Linked DNA regions of Homo sapiens: region 1 is linked to region 2. Evidence: chromatin loops called from intact Hi-C (ENCODE). Cell type or tissue: mammary epithelial cell. All regions are shown on one strand.

Region 1 (8,000 bases), 110 kb after region 2:
TAATTTCTATTACTAACTCATTCTGTAAAGAGCTTTTTCCTTGGCTTTTAAGCTCAATGAAGAAAGCCCAAAATAGCACAGGAAATTTGTGTGTTGTGAATATATATAAGAACTAAATCCAATTGGGATAAAATGATTAAGTTATTGATAAGGTCATCGTTGGTCCCAAAGCATTCCATTAGTTATATGCTTCTTCTTAAATATTTTGAGAATTTGGCCTGGATTTTCTTATAATTATATATAAAATAGAAGAGACGGCATTTTACTTTAATATCCTCTCATGTACAACTTATTAACAGTCTTTATATAAAAGAAACATGCTAGGCATCTAATGATAAATTTTTTTCTTATGTGGTTTTGGTATTTTTTTCTACCTCCTGGATTATTTTTGTGCCACCACTAACAAGATCAATGCCTGTACTTCCAAATTAGCTATCCCATTGCTTCTCAGTAAAGGTGGCTTTACAGTGGGGTTAACAAGAGTTCTGTAAATACATAAAGCACTTAGCAAAGTGTATAGAGGTCTTTACAAAGAACTTTCTGGATCTCTCTCTCTCTCTCTGTTTCTGTCTTTTACATGCACTCACACACACAGGATTTGGTCCTTGCCCTGGAATTATATAGCAGTGTACTTGGCAAGGTACTTAAAGAGTGAAGCAATATGAAAGATTTATAAAGCAGCACATTGTAGATAATACATTAAAAAGTGCTAAAGACATGCATTGTGTGTAGTTTTGGAGATATTAAATATGTGAACAATTTGACACAGAAAATAAAGATGTATTTTATTCAGTGTAGATTACTAGATGTTTGCAGTTAACCTTCCTGACTGCTGCAGTGAAGATTGCTGCATATGTGTATCTTCAGAGTCAAGAAGGGTGCAAGAGAAGTTTGAGGAATAACTGGGCAGTTTGTTGTAGAAATAATGGGTATAGAAATTATTTCTAGGAAATGGGCTACTTTGGTTTTTTTGTTGTTGTGCTTAAAGCACTATCTGTGATGAAATCTAAGATGTGATTGCTGATAAGAAAATGGCAAGGATTTGAGCTGTAAGGAAAGAGGGGGAAGATTGTATTCCTAACTGTAGTTGTGTATTAACCTTCATCTACTTTCCTCATTGATGGAGGAAAGTTGTGTCAGCCGAATAACTGTAACCACATTCTACATGTTTTCATCGTTTAAGAGTGCAAACATTTGTATCGGTTAAAAATCCTTTGAACAAGGGCCCAAAATGGTTTAGTTCATGTACTTTTTTGCTGTGCCCATCTCTGGTTCCCCTGGTACTCTTTGCAAGATCAGTTAATTCTTTGTAATTAAGAATAGCAGCCTATTTAATTTAGAGATGTTTTTGTACTTCTTGGAATAGTAAATATTAGCATTTGTAATTTGAAAGAATTAGAAATGTGTGGAGAAGTATTTTTTTTCCTAAGCCATGTAAACACAGCCATATTAGACAAAAAAAAATTGTGTTAATCACCCCTCATTTTATTAATAGTAGTGGAGTAAAAATTGAAAATTATAAAAGATAAAAATTATAAAAGACATTGTAACATTTTTAAAAATTGAACATTTAAAACATTTTAAATATTTTAAAGTGGAAAATTATAAAAGATGCTGTAACATTTTTAAGAAGATAAACAATACTTCGGCATTTAAATTTTTTATACTGAAAAATTGAGTAATTGATGTAGTTGAAAATATAATCTAATTATTCTATTGATTAATATGAGAATGTGAATAAAAAAACTTGTGTTTAATCACATGGTTCCTAATAAACTATGATACATATTTGTGAGTATACAGTATTTTGTCACATCTTTGATTTCTCCTTAAATATATTGCTCTCTAAGGAAAATATTTGAATTTTTTTTGCCTTGCTTTAACCCCACAAATGGTTATATTTGGTTTCAAATTTACATAAAATTAACATCTCTTAACTAATTTTTAAAGGTTATTCTATACTATTTGATGGTGCTAAAAATTTGGAATTTTTAATTCTTTGCTATTTGCTAGAATCACATAGAATTCTAGCTGAAGTCCTTAGAAAAAGACTTATGTAAGGAAATTGTAGCCATGTCATGTAAAATTAGAGGTAAATGAATAAAAACATCAAACCAAATTTTTTTCTTATAAGAATTAGATATAAATAGTTTAACATTTATTGAAAGTCTAAAGTGTCACTATTATGTACAATTATATATAGATGTTGCTTAGTATTCACATTAGCTGCTTATGTTTACTCTGTGGCATAGATACTCATTTTCTAGATAATAGAAGTAAGTTTGAAAAACACTCCTCGAAAGGTAGCCTTACTGATCAGGTATATCTGTTGCAAAGCTAAAAAAAATAAGTATGACTATATCCTTCATTTAAAATAACTGTCTATGCTTGACCAAAAAAATGGTTATCTACTGGCTTTTTCCCACACTTAATTTTAAAATGAATTATTTTAAATAGAAGTGAGATGTGAGAACGCAGTTTTCTAAGTTTCTATTGGATTTGTCATACAAATATTTGCAGAAGGGCAATTAACAACAACAGAAAATCAGTAGAGATCATGAAATTTTGGAAAATTTTATTTTTAACTTACAACCTTACCTATGGAAGCAACTACCAGACTACTAAACATTCATTTTTTCTTCACCTTTTGGGAATTTGTGATTTCTATTAAATATGAAAGATTTTGACTTTTTTCATATATATGTATAATACGTGTGTATATAATAGTATTTAATGATGATGGCCTAGTTATACAATTATAAAATTCATTTGAAAGCTTAAAATATAGATTTTACTATATTATATTTTTGATATATAATATTTGCTCACTGTGTTCAGTTAATAGTTTTTCACAGTTACTTGAGAAAATGATCACTCTTTATTCTCAAAAGTACTGTCTTCTGAATTTTTGTTTTGTTTCTTTCCAGAAGGTGGGTGCGGCTGCTATTTGGACGAGAGTTCCCCCTGCAGGACCTTCTGGTGGTCTGGGATGCCTTGTTTGCAGACGGCCTCAGCCTGGGTTTAGTAGATTATATCTTCGTAGCCATGTTACTTTACATCCGAGATGCTTGTAAGTATTAATGACCTTTCCTACATTTGACTAGGTACTCCTGATTTTCAAAAATGTTTTGCCTTTTAAATAGACTTTGTGTTTTATTATTTGATTTGCATGTACCTCAATTTTTGTAGTAGGGTAATATACTGAAATTTCAAAGGAATATACTAAACATCCCTTTTGTTGGTTAACTGTGTACACATTGGGAGATGTGAGTCATTTTATCCTGAGAGAATTAGAATATTCTTCAGAACCATTTTTCTAAAGACTTTACTCCTGCTTTAATCTCCTCATTACACACAGTTGTGAAATGCATATATAAAAGCAAGTATTTGAGATATGTTTAGAGCTCCACCTTCTGACAGGTAGGGAATATTCAAGGATGTTTATCAGGAGATTGGAATTATTTTTATAATATCAACACCTTGCTAATTAAAAAAACAAATACATTTAAAGGTATTTTAACTTTCTTCCAGTTATATTTTAGAAAAATACATTTCTCAGTACAGTGCTGAATGGTAGACGTGTTCCCATCTCCTCAGATGTATGTTATGGTGTCTGTAATAACCGGAAAGCCAGTGTCTAGCCCTTTCGAATAGTCTGATAGTTCTTAGCTTGAAGAAAATATCGGTGTGTATTTTAAATTTCAAAATACTTCAAAATTGTTTTCTGTCTCAGAGAAGTAATCAAAAGTTCACACAATAGAACTTGTTAGCCAAAATATAATTAGGAAAAAGTGCACAAAATTATGTGATTGAATTAGGAAATAGGTAGCTAACATAAAGTAAGACTTTGTCAGAAGAACATACACTTTTTAGAATCATTTATAATTGCGACTGTTAAATTGTTATGTTGTTCTCTTTATTTGTTCATTGAATACCAGTTGTGCCAGATGCTCTTGTTATGCCTCTAGTAACACTAATTTTCTTTAAAATTTTAGATTATACTTTTTTAATTTCCCAAAATTACTTAAATAAGTGACAGGAGCACCACATTTTATCCAAAAAATGTAGATTTTGTTCTGTGCCTCGAAGGTCAAATAGTTTAGGTTTTCTCAAAGTGAAAGTTTCTTCCTTCTGAGCCAGATCTAATCATTTAAGAACATGGAAGTCGTAAGAGGAAACATCAGGAAAGTAGAGAAAGATATTTGAGTAGATTTGATGGATACTGGATTTTATGATATTCAATACTAACCTCTAAGTTGTATTTTTTAATATAAATAATAATAAAAGGAATGAGAAACCTCTTCTAGAAAAAAGAATGCTTTGGATAATATTTATGCAAAATTTTCCAAATCAAACAACTGCTGAAAAGTATTATGATTTTCTGTAATTGTAAACAGTTTACAATTTGCTCTTTTTTGACTTTGGCACATTACCACTATATATTTTTAATTTAATCATCCTGTCTCCTATTCTAAGACCTACTTTTATCATTTTATAAAACATGGCAAATTTTTTGGCACCTGAAGTCCTTACACATTTTTCATCTTTTCACTGATGACTTTATAAAATGTAGAAAAATACAGAAGTAATGAAGTGATTTATTTATTTCAATATTTAACCCAACTTATTTTAATTTTGTTATTTAAGTCTGTAACAGTGGATGAGATCTCCTAAAAATAGAATGAATATTTGTCAGGTATTTACAGATCACTGCTCCTGTCCTCAAGAAGTTTACCAACTAGTAGGGAAGACTGACATAAATGATTTCAAATGAACATATTTGGTACTATAGTTGGGATGTGGACAGGTAGTGTGGAAACTTAAGGAGAGGCACCTAGCTCCCCTCTGGGCTGCTGTGAGTCAATAGAGAAAATTGTGCAGGTGTTGGCAAGCCAAATAAGAGGATCTGCATACAAGACAGAAGGAACAGCATGAACAAAGGCCTGGAAGTGAAAAGCAGCTTATTAGGGATGTATATATTAATGTGTTTCTATAAGCTGTTTGGTATTATTAGAGTACAAAGGGAGAGAGACTAGCCGCAGGTTATGAGACTAAAGAAAGAAACAGGAGGGTCATGATGACAGTCTTCCTATGGTAAGTGATAGGGAGCTATTGAAATGTCCAAAGCAGAAATGTGATCACTTGTAGATCACTTTAGCAGCAATGGGGAAGATGAAATCGAAGGAGAGAAGAGCAAGGACATCAGTTAACAGTTGTGATGGTAGTTCAGGAGAAAAACAGTGGATCAGAGAACTATTCAGAGGTAAAGGTAGCAAGATTTAGTGATTAAATATGATAGGAGAGGGAGAATGGGAAATCTAGAAGAATCTCCAGCTTGGAGGTATGAGTGACTGGGAAATATTTATAACTTGATAGAAAATACAAGGATTAAGAAGTTTTAGGAATGTTAATAATTAACTGGGCTTGACTTTGCTGAGTTTTGAGATATTTATAAGAAATTGTAACCTAAAGATTTGAAAAATAAAGTTAAATGTCAGTGTCAAGGCTACAGATTTAATTTTGCAAATGATTGACAGGTGTTTGTTAAAACCATCACCACAGATGCCACCTGCAAAGAATAGGGTGACTATATATCAAAGTTTGTTTGGGATAGTCTTGGTTTACACCTGCTATCCCAGAATAGTAATTATTTGTCCTTTTTCACTCTTGAAGACATCACATTAGGATCATAAAAATTATATGGTCCTATTACCTAAGGTGGGTACATATGGAAAGAGAACATGGGCAAAGGTGAAACTGGGTTTAACATAAGCATTTCAGAGGCACCAGAGGAGAAGAAGCCAAGGAAGAGCTTAGTTTGTGTTGTAACCCCAGAGAACTGTCTGAGCCAAGCAGAGAAAAGAAGGTCAAGAGTGCCCAGGAATAGTAACACAAGGCGAGAAAAGTCCACTCACTTTGGGAACTGTGGAGGGACAGTCATTGGATACCTTTGCCAGGGTGGATTCAATGGACTGGTTGAGCAGAAGCTGGATTATGGTGGGTTGAAGAGTGAATAGACAGTTAAGAAGTACAGTAGTCTTTTCTTCAGCTTTTTGTTGTTGGTTTTCTTTGTTTGTTTGTTTTTAATATATGCATTACTTTTTCAACTGAAAAGATAACTAAATAAAAACAAAGAATATGGAGATAGCAGATATAGAGTGATCTTTGAGTTAAGGAAGAAGAACGATGTAGCTAGAGGACAGTGCAGGGGCAAGGAAGATTGGATGGCTGTCGTTAGACATTGGAGGCAGGGCAGAACTGATAGAGAGGTTTACTTCTCAAACCAGTCTGAGTTCCTACTTCAAGAATCAGCACTAGTTTTCCCCACCCTGTTCCATGAATTAGATCTATGAAAAAGCCAAGCATGGTGGCTCGAAACTGTAATCCCAGCATTTTGGGAAGGCAAGGCAGGAGAATTGCTTGAGCCTAGGAGTTTGAGACCAGTCTGAGACACGTGGTGAAACCCCATCTCTACAAAAAATAAAATTTGGCCGGGTATAGTGGCTTGTGCCTGTAGTCCTAGCTACTCACGAGGCTGAGGTGGGAGAATCATTTTAGTCCAGGAGGTCAAGGCTGCAGTGAGCCGTGATTGCGCCTCTGCACTCCAGAGTGTGGGTGACAGAGCAAGACCCTGTCTAAACAAAAAAAAGATCTATGAAAAGAGAAAATATCTTCTTTGTTTTGAAGCTTTCACTTGTTTATTGTCTGTTCTTCACACCCCACCCCTAATCCCTGTTCCCCAGTGAGAGACAGGATTTTGTCTGTCTTGGTTTCCCTCCCATATACCAGCATCTAGAATTGGGCCCAGGGCATAGTAAACCTCCAGAAAAATATTTTTTGAGTAAAATGATTGAGGAAATAAGGGCCCAGAGGCAATAGAAAAGAACTGGGTCTGGAGTCCTGTGGAAGACTGGCTGTGGAACAGGAATGAAAAGCTGGTGCTGATGCAGGAAGAAAGCACTAGGCTGCTTTCACAAGTAATCCAGTTCATAAGTGGAGAAGACAGAGAATGGAGGAATTCCATATCTGATAAAGGAGGAAACAAGGTTATCCACTGTGAGTGAGGCAGAGTAGGGTTAGTGGTTTGTGGGAAATGACTTGGAGATGTGATAAAGATAGCTAATTAAGAGCCAAGAAAAAACCATGTGTAGCTGTTGAAGATCCTACAGAGACAAACACTGGGAAGTGGTACCTGGCCTCAAAAAAAAAAAAAAAAAAAAAAAAAAAAGAGGTAGATTGTGATCCAGGCTTCCAAATGAATTAGGCAGGACTAAAGGGAGATAGGAGGGTAGAGGGTGTTGAGTGTTTTTTAAAATAGTGGTTTAAGATGTATAAAGAGGGAAGCACAGCCAGGAAAAGATTAGGGAAAATTGAATATATCAAAGAATTGGGTGAGGTAGAGCATGAGAAAGCTAAATGCATACAAAGTTGTGGTCCGACATAAAGCAGTTCTAGATCTGCTTGGTATGGTTGGAGTACGTGAAGGGGAATTTAAGTCTCTTGAAGACCAAGGGATTGTGAGGAAACTGGGGTTTTACTTTAGTTCTCCATGGACACTTCACCAAGGATCCTAATAGGAAAAGGCGTAGAAGGAAATGTAATGAGCCTGGCACCATAGCCTCAAATAAATGAAAAAGAGTGACCAAGAAAACAGCTTTTATTGAACCAGTCAATTATTCAGAGTCAACCATTCAACCAGTGTTTACCAGTATATGGTACATAGATGATAGTGATGCAGGGACATGATTGATGCATAGAGGCATGGCATTAACTTCAAAGGAAGAAGTTTTATGAAATGATAGGAAGCAATAGTTTGGAAGAATCAAAGAGCAAGGTGGTCCTCCACCTCACATCTGGAGGTTGCAGAGGCAGCAGTGACTCTGAGAGGGTGAGGCTTAGAGGGAAAGACATTGTTCCCTAGAGAAAAGGATTGAGATAGAGGGGAGCAGCAGAAAGAAAAGGGATAGAGAACCAGATTGGACAGAGTTGCATGGGAGGTC
Region 2 (8,000 bases):
TTTAAACAAAAGTTTATCCCATGGCCCATTTATCTTCATTTTAAATTGTCCCTTCCAGGTTTGTTTAGCCAGCCTGTTACTGAATATGATTATATTACGTTCGTGATCCAAATCTTGGGTCTAGTTCTTTCCAGCATTGACCATTTTGGGGTAACCAATAGAAATGACCCTGTCATCACTAAAGATTTGCCTTTCTAACTTTCAGGTATGTGTGTGAAAAAAGGAATGTGGGTGGAGGCAGGGGAAGGGAGTGATAGAAACAGAAACCACAGGGAGAGTCAATGAGATAGACACGGGAAAGAAAAAGAAAAGATTATATCCATATCTAATAGTCTTATTGGTAGCACCATTTATTTAGAATAATTATATGCCATGTTACCTCTCTTATGGAATTAAGTTGACTTATTTAACCACATGTATTATTTAACTTTTAATGTTTGTTTGCTTTCCCCAGTTATATATGAGTATGCATCACTTGTATATTTATAGCCCTTGAAACGTTATAGTTGTTACTTTAAAAATTGAATGTGTATTATGAGTGAATTGTTGCCATCCTTAACATTTTAAGCTTCCCTGTCCAATATGGGAACTACTGGCAATATGAAGCTATTTAAATTTGGATTTCAATTAATTAAAATACAATATGTAGTTCTTCAGCTGCAACTAGCCATGTTTTAACTGCTTAGTAACTATGTATGGTCAGTGCTTACCATATTGGGGAGTCAGATGTAGAACATTTCTGTCATCTCGGAAAGTTTACTTGCTTAGTGCTCATCTAGAGGTTGTAAAGTGAACGATGGATTCAGTTAAAATATAATTGATTTTAATATTTCTTAGAGAAAGTATTTAAGCACACATGTATTTCTGTTTGGTAATACCCTGTTAGTCAACACACTATTGGAAAACATGCTTTAAGTCATAGGATTGACTTTTAATTAGGACATCAGGTTTCGCTAAATAAATGTCTATTTATAAATAACTGGAAAGTAATTTATTCTCTATTCTACCAGCCTTTCCTTTACAGTATTGGCTTATATTTGCAGACTGTGAGGCAAATTCTTTATCATGTTATAGAATGTTAGATATCAAGCCCTTGCCAGTTATTGCAAATATCAAAGTAAATGAGGTGAGGTGAGGGTGGGAAGAAGGTAGGAAAGGTCTGCAGGGAGAGGATTTTTTCCTTATTAATTATAGAGGAAGCATGAGTAAACCATGGAATATAAAATATACTTACTCCAGACAACTTCACAGAGATTGCTGGTATAGGATCCTTTTCTCACTTCATTTCTAAATGCCAGTCCTTTATTATTAATCTAATTATGTTTATCATATATTTAAATTATTAATACAATTAAAAGTGAAAAGCTTGTTATAAAATCAAAAAGTTTGTGATACTGCTTTTCTTGGTTTCCTTTTTTAAAGTATGATTATTGAGTTTACCTACTTTAATATGACCCTGGATTTGGAAGCTCTTACACACTGTATTTTTAAGAAAATAATGCCTGTGTTTTTTTGTTTGTTTGTTTTTGTTTTGTTTTTTCCTTTAAAGAAGAGAGTATTCCAGCCCTTTGGGAGGCTGAGGCAGGCAGATCATGAGGTCAGGAGATCGAGACCATCCTGGCTAACACAGTGAAACCCCGTCTCTACTAAAAAAGTACAAAAAATTTCGCCGGGCGTGGTGGTGGGTGCCTGTAGTCCCAGCTACCTGGGGAGGCTGAGGCAGGAGAATGGTTTGAACCCCAGAGGCGGAGCTTGCAGTGAGCAGAGATAGCGCCACTGCACTCCAGCCAGGGCGATAGAGTGAGACTCTGTCTCAAAAAATATATAAATAAATAATAAAAAGGAGAGTATTATATTTGACAGTCCCTAACTAACTGTTTTAACTCAGTTCTTTGTGTTCCTGTGAAAACTAAGGTGAAGGCTCAAGGTTTCTCAATTTAAAGTTCAGTTCAAACCTGAATCAAAACATGACCGTAATTTTAACAAACCTCTAGGCAATGAACTATTCTTTACCTGTATTTCAGTGGAGCCTTATCATATGATAACATGTTTCACCTAGACATATGAAAAAATACATTTTAAGCTTGTGTGTAATTGTGCATTCTGTTTTTTTATATATATTTATGTATAAGAGATATGCCCTGATGTTTCATTATGGAGGAGAAAAAAGCTTTAAATAAAAGTAAGTTTTAGAAAATTCGTGGTACAGGAAGCAAAAAAGCCAGTACAGTTTGTAATTGCCTTTTAGAGACTCGTGAGTTCCCTCATTACCTGTGATTTAAGCTAAAAATGAGGTAATTATAGATAACATCAGTGTTTATCTGGTTGATCTTGGCACCTGCAGTCCTAATGTTGTAGCTTACCCATATCTGGTGCCACACTTTACAGTCTTATGCTGACATACCTAATTTACACTTTTCATATTTCCATTGATTTTAAGTTAGATGTTACTTGTTCTATTTGAATAGTATTTTCAAAATCATACCTTTAAAATGGCCTAAAAGTATATACTCTTAAATGTAATACTGGAATTATGGTACAGTGCTTGGCATTGATTGAAATCTTTCACTAATGTATTTTGATATAGATTAGAAACAGATTCAAAAATTTACTGGCTCCTTTTTGATAAAATAAATGGATCATACTAAATATGGCAATTTTTAAAAATATTGGCATGTACTTTAGGATTATGAAATTGTATAAATCTTTTTGAATCAAGTTCAGCTTTCTTACCTTTTACTACCTCAGCTTCAGATATTCTACCCATCTAACCCTGATCTAATCCTACTTAAATCCTGCTTCATCCTGCTGTAGCCACTTTGTTCTATTATCTTACTACTTAGAATTGCAATGAAATGATCTGGTTGACTGGCTGACCTTGTAAACTCCATGATCATCTCTGAGAGCTGTCTGCTGCACTTCCCTATCACTATACCTCCCAGAGAGCTAAAAGCAACTTTCTACCTTATCTCTTTTTTCTTCCACTGTCTGTGACTTTTGGCTTTCCCCAAGGTGAGAATCCCTTCTCTTAACCACTCAGCAATTTCATTGTCAGTAGAAGCCTAAGTAGCTCCTCTTAACCAATGATTAGAGATCTTCAGTCTTAAACTGTATGTAGGCCCTGAACTCTTTGCTATTATTGTAGTCATTTGGATTTCTTAAGTTAGCCCACAAACACATTGTTTCCTTTCCATGTTAAGCTTAAAAATGGGATAGAAACCATCATATAAACCTATACAGTGTAAAATTAGTGTTTTCCATAGTGTATCACCATTTGGGACAATGATTCAGAAGCCTTCTAGTCATAAATTAGCACATAATTTAGTAATTTATTAGTCATCATGTAGGTTATAAAGGTATTTCAACTATTAAATTTAGAAGATATTAACAAATTTAGAAGGTACTAGTTTCACACCAATGTTATGAGCATATCTTGGGAAACTACTATTTAATTATATGTTAAAATATATAATTACAAATAGATAATCTCATTATAATCATCAGCTGTATTTATCCACTACATATTCTGATTGCTTTCCATGTCAAAATAGCCATTGCAGGAAGCTTAACTACCCAAATAGGTCTTAGAGGGAAGGTATCAATTCCTGCTGCAGAAGTTGACTTTATTTTTTGAGAAATAATTGCATCAATCATGGCCTACATATTTAATAAGTTACAGTGTTGTTTCCTGAGGAGCACACCAGTAAGCTCAGAGTCCTTCTCAGCATGGTGCTTCCAAGGCAGCCAGTACTGATCTATTAACATTGGCCTGAGAAATGAAACCTACTCATCTTCACCTTTCCCTGCTTAGATGCTGATTGTTTTCAGGGACCAAGTATCTGCAAGATAGAGTAATTGCCACTAGGTGGCACTAATGCTTTGTTAAGGAAATCTTCAAGGTCCAGGTGGCTAATCCATTCCATTTAAGGTTTTGCACACCTAAACACCCAGGTTCTTAACTACTCACAGGGACTGTTGTTAACTTATCTTCTCAGTCCAACTAGTAAAAAGTTATCTGCATGTCCATGGGCTTGATATTCAAAAACTAAAAATCTGAGGAAGAAAACAAGGGTATATTTCTATATTGCCTTGTTGCCAGAGGTCATTTTTGCTCTTGGTGTCTGGAGAATCATGTTTCCCTTTAGTGGTTACTTCCATGTTATTCCAGAAAGATGTCTTTCCTATTTCTCATTTCTTTATTCTCTTGACAAGTTATTCAATTTTTCTGAACCTTACTTTCCTCATTCATAAAGAGGGGTTAAAAATATATACCCTAAGTGATTTACCTAAAATATTATATCATAAGTGGGTCTTTTAAAAGCATTTCGATGGCATTATTGTCAGATTTTTGCTTTTCAGGCACATTGTAAGTATATTTTTTTATGTAAGAATAAGTTTAGCAACTACTTTTTTTTAAATTAAACTGAAATATTTCACCACTGACACCTCAATATTTTCTATTGTTAATCATGTCTTCCTCCAACTTCAGGAGCAGGCCTACCATTCATATTTGTGATTGTAAAAAAACCTTCATTTTGATCCTTCTCCCCTAGAAGGGCTAAACCTTTCAGCAGTTTACCCTCTGGAATCTGTTTAATGTTTGATTCTCAGTTCTTTGCAGTAGTATTTCAGTGGCTATGGTGCTACTGTTATTTTATATCCTAAGTTTTAATTTTGAAGTATCAAACCATTTCTTTCCCCTCTGTACTACCAGAGGGCTTTGCAGTAATCATTTCTACTCAATTCTTTGCAGTAGTATTTCAGTGGCTATGGTGCTACTGTTATTTTATATCCTAAGTTTTAATTTTGAAGTATCAAACCATTTCTTTCCCCTCTGTACTACCAGAGTGCTTTGCAGTAATCATTTTATTATTGGTTTACACATCCATCTGTCCACTCTTTAACTTTGTATGTTTTAAAAAATATGCCTGTGAGTGCTAAGCACATAGTAGGCGCTTAATAAATGTTTATATTTACTCTGTGTTACAGTTTATTGATGAAACACTATTCAATAGAAATGAAAGACAATTAATATATTATTATGTGGCCTTTATGCTCCTCTGTTGTTAGAGCCGTTCATCAGTTTGAGATGTTATGCCTTAATTAGAACTGTAAGTACCCATGAATAAATTTAAATGATTGTAAATTTCAGAGATAATGTTTCCAATTCACATGCCTCAGTCTTCTTTTCCCTATACCAACACCGTAATCAAGGTACAGGGTCTTATTTAAGCTAACAAATAATTATCCTTCATTACATAAGTAGTATGTAACTTGACCTTAAAAGCCTGCTTAACTTGACAAGATGGCAATGAATCTAGCCACCAGCTGTGCCTGTACTTTTACAATTTCTTAGTACTTGTGAATAGGAGCTGATTTTGGAAAAGACTGGAGGAGTCATTGCTTCATACTTCCCTCTCTTATCTGGAATACTTTGTGTTTTCAGTCCACAGAACTGCATGGTGTCTCACAAATTGTGATTCCTTTTGGGTTCAAAACATTGCACATTTGAGATCTGTGCTTGTTGTTCACAGACTACAAGCTATTTAAATATATGTATGGTTTTTGAGATGTGTATACATACCCCACAGATATTGCGGATTCAGTTCCAAACAACTGCAGTAAAGCAACTATTGGAATAAAGTGAGTCACGTGATATTTTTTGTTTTCTAGTACATTTAAAAGTTATGATTACACTATACTGTCATCTATTAAGTATGCAATAGCATATATCTAAAAAATATATAAACCTTAATTAAAAATACCTTATTGCAAAAAAAAAAAATGCCAAGGATCATCTGAGCCTTCAGCAGTTCTTAATCTTTTTGCTGGTAGAGGGTCTTGCCTTGTTGTTGTGGCTTCCCACTAGTTAGGGTGGTGGTTGCTGAAGGTTGGGGGTAACTGTGGCAATTCCTTTAAAAAACACAACAGTGAAGTATGCCACATAGATTGACTCTTCTTTTCAATAAAGATTTCTCTGTAGCATGAGATTCTGTTTGGCAGCATCTTACCCAGAGTAGAACTTGTTTCAAAATTGGACTCAGTCTTCTCAAACCCTGCAGCTGCTTTCTCACTTAGTTTATTAAATATTCTAAATTCTTTGATATCATTTTAACAATATTCACAGCACCTTCACCAGCAGTAGATTCCATCTCAAGAAACTACTTTCTTTGTTGATTCATAAGAAGCAACTTCTAATTTAAGTTTTATATATATGAGATTATAGCAGTTAAGTCACATCTTCAGGTTCCACTTCTACTTCTAGTTTTCTTGTTATTTTTCCCCATCTAGTTACTTCTTCCACTGAAGTCTTGAAACCCCTCCAAGTCATCCATGAGGATTGGAATCACCTTTTAAAAACTCTTGTTCATGTTGCTATTCTGACTTTCCACCACGAATCTCTAATGTTCTTAACGACATCTAGAATGGTGAATCCTTACCAGAAGATTTTGAATTCACTTTGCCCAGATCTGTCAGAGAAATCACTATCATATGGCAGCTGTAGCCTATGAAATGTATTTCTTAAATAATAAAACTTGAAATTAGAAATGACTCCCCACTTCATGGGCCGCAGAATGGATGTTGTGTTAGCAGACATGGACACAACATTAATCTCTTTGTACATATCCATCAGAGCTCTTGGGTGATGAGGTGTATTGTCAGTGAACAATAATATTTTGAAAGGAATCTTTTTTCCTGAGCAATAGTTTCCAAAAATGGGCTTAAAATATTCTGTAAACCATGTTGCAAACAGATATGCTATCATCCAGGCTTTGTTATTCCATTTATACGGCACAAGGAGAGTAGATTTGGCATAATTCTTAAGGTCTCTAGGACTTTCAGAATGGTTAAAGATTGGCTTCAGTTTAGTCACCAGCTGCATTATCCTGTAACAAGAGAACAGCCTGTCCTTTGAAGCTCTGAAACCAGGCCTTGCCTTCTCGTCCCTAGCTATGAAAGTCCTAGATGGCATCCTCCTTCAATAGAAGGTTGTTATGTCTACATTGAATATCTATTGTTTATTGTAGCTACCTTCAGCAGTTATCTTGGCTTGATCTTCTGTGTAACTTACTGCAGCTTCTCAATCAGCACTTTCTGCTTCACTTTGCAATTTTATGTTATGGAGATGGCTTCTTTTCTTAAACTTCGTGAACCAACCTCTGCTACCTTCCAACTTTTCTTTGGCAGCTTCCTCACCTTTCTCAGCTTTCACAGAATTGAAGAGAGTTAGGGCTTTGCTCTGGATTAGGTTTTGGCTTAAGGGAATGTTGTGGCTGGTTTGATTTTCTATCCAGACCATTCAAACTTTCTCTGTATCAGCGGTAAGACTGTTTTGCTTTCTCATCATTCATGAGTTCACTGGAGTAGCACTTTTGAGTTCCTTCAAGAACTTTTTTTTTTCTGCATTCACCACTGGGCTACCTGTTTAGCGCAAGAGACCAAGCTTTTGGTCTAACTTGGCTTTAGATGTACCTTCCTCACTAAGCTTAATCATTTGTAGGTTTTGATTTAAATTAAGAGACCTATGACTCTTCTTTTCACTCGAACAGTACGAGGCCATTGTAGCATTATTAATTAGGGAGGTCCAAGGAGAGGGAGAGAGACAAGGGACTGTTTAGTGGTATGGCCAGAACACATACAACATTTATCAGTAAGTTCACTGTCTTATATGGTTGTGGTTCATTTTGCTTCATAACAGTTACAATAGTAACATCAGAGATCACTGATCACATATCCCCATAACAGATATAATGAAAGAGTTGGAAATATTGTGAAGATTATCAAAATATGTCACAAGAGTCATGAAGTGAGCACATGCTGATAGACTTGCTCAATGCAAGGTTGCCACAAACCTTCAGTTTATTAAAATGCAGTACCTGTGAAGTGCAGTAAAATGAAGTGACATAAAATGAGGTATGCCTCTACTCCTGTAATGTACTGATTGCTAATCTCATCTTTGAATATTGCTAAAAACTAGACAATAAATTTGAACATTATGA

The links. Peaks named below come from ENCODE experiments on the same cell type or tissue, not always from the same donor. Only the 100,000 strongest peaks of a DNase experiment are listed, where the experiment ranks them.
Region 1: it touches region 2 in a loop (14-fold over the local background); 10 of 110 quality-filtered maps call a loop at or near these places.

What each region holds. Positions count from the first base shown.
Region 1 is chr3:17,303,062-17,311,061 of GRCh38, reverse strand. It overlaps TBC1D5 (TBC1 domain family member 5), which reads left to right. Exons shown (of 23, transcript NM_001349074.2): 14 at 2,928-3,070. Among named protein-coding and RNA genes, the nearest start is that of PLCL2-AS1, 250 kb to the right of the region's middle. In mammary epithelial cell, a CTCF peak has its summit at 3,388 (motif pointing left); no DNase peak of the experiment used is centred here.
Region 2 is chr3:17,408,990-17,416,989 of GRCh38, reverse strand. The region is part of intron 4 of TBC1D5 (TBC1 domain family member 5); the gene reads left to right. Among named protein-coding and RNA genes, the nearest start is that of TBC1D5, 330 kb to the left of the region's middle. In mammary epithelial cell, a CTCF peak has its summit at 3,860 (motif pointing right); a DNase peak (open chromatin) is centred at 3,859.